2 separate regions of the Mus musculus genome follow, and region 2 is linked to region 1. Evidence: chromatin contacts called from ENCODE Hi-C or POLR2A ChIA-PET data. All regions are on one chromosome and are shown on one strand. Each heading gives the region's core, a stretch centred on a gene start or an enhancer-like site at or near the end of the contact. The rest is flanking DNA. Distances are from core to core; before and after follow the strand shown. Region 1 holds the start of Zfp239 (zinc finger protein 239). Region 2 holds the start of 4933440N22Rik.

Region 1 (3,460 bases), core at 31-2,530:
ACTCATTACCCAAGATATTTTGGTCTTAACAACGAAGAGTAACTCGTGGAACATACACCGAGTGAAATGTACGATAGGAGAGCCGACTTCCAGACTACAGGGAGAAAATGCTCCATAGAGCCTTTCAGAAGAGCTTGGTTGGATGTTTTGAGTACTTCACAAGGTGGCAAGGCAGTGTAGTGAGAATTAACATAGAACTTCCGGGTCAGCAGACCCAATGCTGAACCAGTTGATACCGTTTGCTAGATACATATTGTAAGGTCCCAAATGCTCTCGTTCCCTTGTATAAAATACCAATCTCACAATGAAGCTTGGCAATAAAGAGAAAGACCACAAGGACCTCACTCTAGGCAAATACTCAATGCTGATTTCCTAGTTTGTTCTAAGAAAGAAAAGCTGTATCTAGCTCAGAGATGAGGCATTTTTGGTGAAAGAAACTGCAAGTCACCTGAAGCATGGTCATATTTTCAGGGAGGGGCAGATTCTGCCTAGGGTAGTTCTGACATGCCCATCTCCTCAGACCAACCTATTTCAATACTGAAGTTCTGGAGTGGGTGTTCTCAGGTTCTGTGCATCTTCTCACTGCGTGCATTACAGCTACCCAGTATCCCTTGCCAGACCGTCCTCTCAGAAATCTGACTGGTTTCTAGGTCGCAGAGGGGAGGGCTGTGCAGCGGAAACCTTAGTACTCTTAGGGGTCTCTTCTAGGAGCCTCTCTCATGGTCTCCTGATGTCCAGCAACATCATCATTGGACCCACCCAGGTCAGAACTTGGTCAAGCAAGAGGAGGGTGTCTACGGAGCTGCGGTTTGCTCTGCTGCAGGGGCCTGGCCCTCCGTGAGGGTGGCCTGGTGCACGGGGTGTTACTGGGGGTTTGGGGGTTACCGTGGCTGCTAGCACGTGGGATCGCAGCCGCAAGGAGCCTTCCCAGCCTCGGAGCCTGGCTCCGAGTGGTAATGCCCCCTAGTTTGGACCAGGACACCGCTGCCCACCCCTGGGGCAGCCCAGCTCTGCTCACCTCTTGTAGGTAGAACCCACACCTGGTAACGCAGGACTCCCGAGCATCATCGAGGATTCGAACTACAAGTCCCAGAAGGCTGCGGGCAGGAAAGCGCTACTTCCGAGCTCACTTCCGGCGACGATGGGCTCACTCTTGTGAGCCCCCAGTTTGAGGTTGTGGTTGGCCCTGAATAGTTCAAGTTGTTGTGCACTCTTTTCGTTGCAGACACATACAGTTTTAAAATACTCCCCCAAGGTGTCTTTTACTTGTTATGATGATGCTAGAGGGTAAAAAATCATTATAAAATTGTCTTCAGCCTTAAAAATATTCTGAAGCTGTTAATAACCACTTTAAGTGAATAGTGTGGTATATGTATTCACAGCATGTAATCTCATCACTAGGGCCGAGGAAGGAGGTTTGTGAGTTCGAGAAGCCCGTGTCGAAATTTAAAAAAGAAAGAAAAGAATCGATCACTGGTTACTCCATGCTCTTATCTTTGGAGTACAGTCTCCAGATATTTATTGCGCAGGTCACCAACGCCTGTAATTCTAACTCCAGTGATCCCTACACCCTCTTCTGGACTCAGGCGCCTGTGTTCATGTACAATGTGTTCATGTGTACAAACCTACACACACACAAACTTAAAAACAGAATATTTTTAAGAATCAACAATAATGTATTTGGATATAAAGAACTAAAAACTGGATCATAAGGTTGACTTAATAGATCAGTGAACTTCCAAACCCAAAAAATAATTTTAATCATAAAATAGCCACCCCTCCAGAAATTGATGCCATTAAATCTGAAAGAAAATGTCAACGAAATTCTAAGGAATCAATAGTATTAAATGTCGCTAAGTTTCACTTACCAACAGGATTTCAGAGTGTTTTCTGAGTGTGCAGTCGTCTCCCAAAAGGATCTCTAGGTAAACCTGTGACATTAACATCCAATCTGTAGCCCACATGGTCCCCAGGAACGTTGTGAAAGCCCATCACAAAACTCTTAAACCTCAGACTTGAGACTTCTTTTTACAAATATCTTTTGTTCATATATTTCCCTCTGTGTGTGTAAGCCCTTCCCCCGTGGGTGTGGCCATCCGAGGACAACTTGCAGGAGTCACCTCCTTCCTTCTTCTCCGTGGATCCTGGGGATTGATCGCAGTCTGGCAGGATTGGCTGACAGGCACCCTAACCAGAACAGCCCGATTGTTCTTCTGAATGTGGCCTTTGTAAAGGACAGTGGTGTGTCACAGAAGGTTGGACACACTGTTTTGTTTTGTTTTATAAAGATTTAATTATTTATTATAGGATTACACTGTAGCTATCTTCAGACACTCTAGAAGAGGGATTCAGATCTCATTATGGATGGTTGTGAGTCACCATGTGGTTGCTGGGAATTAAACCTTTGGAAGAGCAGTCAGTGCTCTTAACTACTAAGCCATCTCTCCAGGTCCCTGGACACACTGTTAACAGTTACCAGAGTACTGAACTTTGTTCTGCCCAGAGGGTCTTAGGTATTTCATAGCAGAAACTAGTAACAGAATGGGGCTAGGAAAGGCCGATCGTTTTAAAGTCAAGGCTATTTGGAATGCTTAAATTAGGTGTTGTGCATTCAGATAAAAATAGATTATAACATTTAAACCCAATATGTATGGTATCACTTTCCACTTTCTAGGAATCCAAGGTGCATGTTTTCTATTATTTATTTATTAATTTTGGTTTTTTGAGACAGGGTCTCTCTGTGTAGCCCTGGCTGTCCTGGAACTCACTCTGTAGACCAGGCTGGCCTGGAACTCAGAAATCCACCTGCTTCTGCCTCCCAAGTGCTGGGATTAAAGGTGTGTGCCACCATGCCTGGCTTCTTATTCCTTTTCTTATTTACATGTTCCTGGTAGCTTAGGCAAGAATAATGGGTAAGAAATCATCCCTAGAGATGGGGCCACTAACATGACCTTATCCCCAGGGAAACCAATGCTTTACTTGCTAAATCATTTAAAAAACAATTATGATAAAAACTTTCCCAACAATAAAACTTCATATGGCTACACGTGTGTCATCAGAGGTGGATTTTGTTATGTGGTAAAGAAAACCTTAATTAGAAAGAGTTAAAATAGTTTAAATTTATACATTGAAGATTATAAAAAATCAGGCACTAAATGTTAAATAATAATTGACCATGAGGCTGGAAAGTTAGTTCAGTGGTTAAGAGCACTGACCTTTAAAGATTTATTAACCTGCTCCTGGAAACCCGCCCCCCACTGAATACATCCACTGAATACAAAAAAAAAAAAAAAAAAAAAAAAAGAACTGTTCTATTTGTGATTCACTGAATACATAGTTTCAGAGTTGTAATGCTTGGATGATTTTTGTGCTTTACTGTGCCAAGTGATTTTTTTTTTTTTTTTTGGTTTTTCCAGACAGGGTTTCTCTGTATAGCCCTGGCTGTCCTGGAACTCACTTT
Region 2 (3,861 bases), core at 1,095-3,594, 45 kb before region 1:
TGGCCCCTCACTCAAGATAGGACCTTGCAAACAATATGCTAACAAATGAAATGTGAAGTTGATGGCATATTAAGAACTAGTCGGGCAATGGTGGCGCATGCCTTTAATCCCAGCACGTGGGAGGCAGAGGCAGGCGGATTTCTGAGTTCGAGGCCAGCCTGGTCTACAGAGTGAGTTCCAGGACAGCCAGAGCTACAGAGAAACCCTGTCTCCAAAAACAGAATTTAAAACAAACAAACAAACAAACAAACAAACTAGACATTAAGTCTATAGGCCTCCACTAACTCAAATAGAAATAATCTGATAATCAGAACACCCAGACTGTAATGGTAATCTTACATTGGAATCCCAGCACCTGACCAGCAGGAGTTCAAACCTGGGCTACACAGGCATCTCTCTGGGTACATGGACACAGTGACTTTACATGTGGCACTCCTGCACTCAATCTTAGCAGTGGAAGGAAGACTAAAGCAAGCATACTCCACTTTTTGAAATTGAGAAGGAGCTAAATTGTTGTATTCACCTTTAATCCCATCACTTGGGAGTCAGGGGCAGCCCAATCTCTAAATTCAGGGACAACCTGGTCTACAGAGTGAGTTCTAAGACAGCCAAGGCTACACAGACAAACCCCGTTTCAGAACATCAGAGGGGAAAAAATTTAGACCCTAGGAGTAGTGGTATACACCCTTTAGTCCCAGCACTCAAGAAATAGCAGAAGGTTCTGAGTTTAAAGCCAGCCGGATCTAAAGAACTAGCCACAGGTCAGCCAGAGCTACAACATAGAGACCCTGTCTCAAAAGCAAAATAAATAAAATTTTTAAGAGAAAGGGATGATAGGCACCTGCTGAAATCCTGGTGACCCCAGTTTTATCCCAGAAGACACAGTAGCAAAGTGGGCCAAAAGCTGTTCTCTGACCTCTCCATGTTACTGGTATCATCTGCCCACAACCATTCACTTGTGGGTTACACAGAGAACTGAAATTTTTTTGGTAAGCAAATGGTCAGTAGTTTTATTTCGGCATTTACTAAAGTCTTAAATATAATCACATATAAAACAAACATTTCAGAGTTCCAGGACAGCCAGGGCTACAAAGAGAACCCTGTCTTGAAAATCCAAAAAGAACAAAATAACCCCCCCCCCAAACAAAACCAAACATCTCAAAAGTACAAAATACAGCCAGGCGTGGTAGTGTACACCTTTAATCCCAGCAATTGGGAGGCAGAGGTGGGCGGATTTCTGACTTCCAGGCCAGCCTGATCTAGAAAGTGAGTTCCAGGACAGCCACAGCCAGGGCTATACAGAGAAACCGTGTCTCGAAAAACAAAAGAAAGCTGTTACACACACACACACCCCCTTGTATTAGCTGTGCTTCGTGATACATGCCTTTAATGCCAGCAATTCACAGCACTATGGAAGCAAAAGTAGGTGTGTTGCTTGAGTTTGAAGCCAGCCTTATCTAAATATACAGTAATTTTGCGCCAAGGCGTAATATAATAGTTAGACCCTACCTCAAGAAACAAGTAATCACTTTTGCATTTACTTTTAGATCCAGTGTGCCCAGGCCTTCCTTCAAATCAAACCATGAATCTTTTTTAAAAATTACTACAAAAACGGGCATAATACAGACAGAATGGGGCTGACAAAGCGTGCCTAAAGCCTGCCATGCCCAGTAACTACTAATGGGGTGTGGTCGAGTTAGTACTCCAATCTAGAGGTGGAGCTGAGTGATCTGGAATTCAAGGTCATCCTCTGTGGCTACATAATGATTTGTAACTTAAAAAAAAAAAAAAAGGCTGGTAAGACTAATGGCAACACGAGGGAGATAAGAAAAGCAGAAAGTTCAAAATTTAAGTCAGGATTTGGTCTGTAAGACTGTTCTCAACTGAGATCTACCTCCGAGCGCTGAGCGCAAAAGCATGCATAGCCACCCGGCGTACTCAAAAGTACTTCGACATTGTTCAATGGGCTAACGCACTTTTTGCCAGACCTTAGCTACCTGCGCTCAGTCTGAATACACAGATGGAAGAACTGAACCACGTTTTGACCTCCACTCCGCAGCACGAAGGGAAGAAAGACTTAAGTATTAACTATTTCCAGATATCGTCTGTCTTGTTCAACTAGAAGAATTAAATATTTAAACCACCCCCTGGACAGAGCGATAGATCATTGTGACAGGGACCCTCAATTCAATCCCAAGGACCCAGTGCTGGAAAAATCCATTTCTTCACCTTATCCCCTCACCTCCACGCACAAATAAACATTAAAGGAAACCGACTAAAATAAGCCCAAAAGTTCCGTAAACAAAACTGCCCAGGTTCAGGAGACCGATCCCGCACAGCCACATGGCGGCCACCCGCGCTCGCTCGCCCGCTTACTCCGCAGCCCGACTTGCAGGTAGGAAAGAGGCCCATTTGTTTGTTCCCGGACTGGCAGGGGCAGAAAAGGTCGCTGGGTGGGAGTCTTAGGGCACATGGGGCTGCCTCTCCGATCCCGCCGGGTCGGGAAGGCTCCGGAGAGCACGCGCCGAGGGAAGGCCGAGCGGGCCCACCTCAACTTTTCCCAGACACGTGAGGCTCCACAAACACAGCACAAAAGTGCTCGTAACTGCGGCTAAGGCCGACTAACCCACCTAGGCAAAGACTCCGCACCCCACACGCTAACACGATACCTCTGGGGGACGGGACCGGCGCAGACCGGTGCTCCTAGCTCCCGGGCCGCCACGAGGAGGAAGCGAGGCGCTCGGCTTCGCTCGGGCCGGGCGTGGGCGGTGGGCGGAGCCGTCCCGCCCAGTCTTGTGAAACTCCGGGCGCCTCGGGCCACGTGAGCGCCCGCTCGTCTTTCTCCAAACTACAACCACCGCCCGGGCCTGCCGGGGGGCCGCTGACAGAGCGTAAGCCGCGGTGGGTGAGAAGCGCTCCACCCTCACCCCCCCCCCCAATATCCCGCCGAGGAAGCCGCGCCTGCGGGCGGGGTGGGGGGGCGGCTCTGAGGAAAGCCGCGCTTTCTCCGGGCGGGCGTGGGCCGCGGCTGCGGTCTCCCAGGCCCTCCGCACACCTCAGCCCAGAGGCCCGGCCCTACCGACCGGACTCCAGCCCTCAGTCCCCGCTCCCCCGACCGCACACCTCGGCCACGCGGCCCAATCCCCGTCGAAAATGCGCTGAACTTCGGCTCCCGACCCCAAACCCCGGCCACGCGGTCCCCAGCTCCGTGGGCAGCCTCCGCACGGCTATGGCTGTGCGGCGGCCACCTCGGCCCCGTTCCTTCCGAGTCCGGATCCCACGCCCGCCATCCAACGCCCGCCGGGCCCAGGCGCCAGCACACCCCGCCGGCGGCCCTCACCTCCGGCTTCTCGGCTCCACGCTCCCACTCACATCCGGACCTCGCCGGCCCTCAGAGCACCTAGAGGAGGGTGGAACCCCGGGGACTTGGCAGTTGTAGCTGAGGCAGTTGAGGCTTGTTTACTGTCACCATGGAAACCCCCACAGGCGCGCTCGCGGGACGGCCTCAGCGGGGCGAGTCAACCGCGCGGCCGGCCTGCTCCTCAACTCCCGCCTGCCGAGCGCCAGCGGCGCCTCCGGAAGCCCTCCTGATCCCCGGTCCGCTCCCCGCTCGGCCCACGCCCCGAGCACCCGGAAACAGTAGCCCGGGGAGCCCACTTTCCCTTCCCACAGCCGGCGTGACCGCGGGCTGGCCTTCCCCGAACCCCACCTTCAGGAAGACGAGGCGCAGTCCTCCTTCCACGACGGAGCCGGAAGGATGCAAGACGGTGATGGGGCGGAGCCTCAGGCAGCGGACATCCGGGCACAGGGCAGCCGCGGCGCCATTCTGACGAGCCCAGAACGGAGCCTAGGATTGGCCGG

The links. A loop is a pair of places that touch in the nucleus more often than their neighbours do. ChIA-PET counts read pairs that join two places held with the same protein, here RNA polymerase II (POLR2A).
Region 2: a map of left cerebral cortex shows a loop between it and region 1 (2.1-fold over the local background). The contact joins the promoter of 4933440N22Rik here to the promoter of Zfp239 in region 1. A Hi-C loop is called at or near these places in 16 of 37 maps with a recorded cell type or tissue (CH12.LX, T-helper 1 cell, T-helper 17 cell and 5 more). POLR2A ChIA-PET finds 5 or more read pairs at or near these places in 5 of 5 experiments (Patski and embryonic stem cell).

What each region holds. Positions count from the first base shown.
Region 1 is chr6:117,860,701-117,864,160 of GRCm38, reverse strand. Zfp239 (zinc finger protein 239) reads right to left here and starts at 1,280. Exons shown (of 4, transcript NM_001001792.2): 1 at 1,019-1,280.
Region 2 is chr6:117,906,688-117,910,548 of GRCm38, reverse strand. It overlaps 4933440N22Rik, which reads left to right and starts at 2,344. Exons shown (of 2, transcript XM_017321877.1): 1 at 2,344-2,445; 2 at 2,708-3,861. The coding sequence starts at 2,344. The coding sequence ends at 3,439. Hnrnpf (heterogeneous nuclear ribonucleoprotein F) reads right to left here and starts at 3,767. Exons shown (of 4, transcript NM_133834.2): 1 at 3,710-3,767.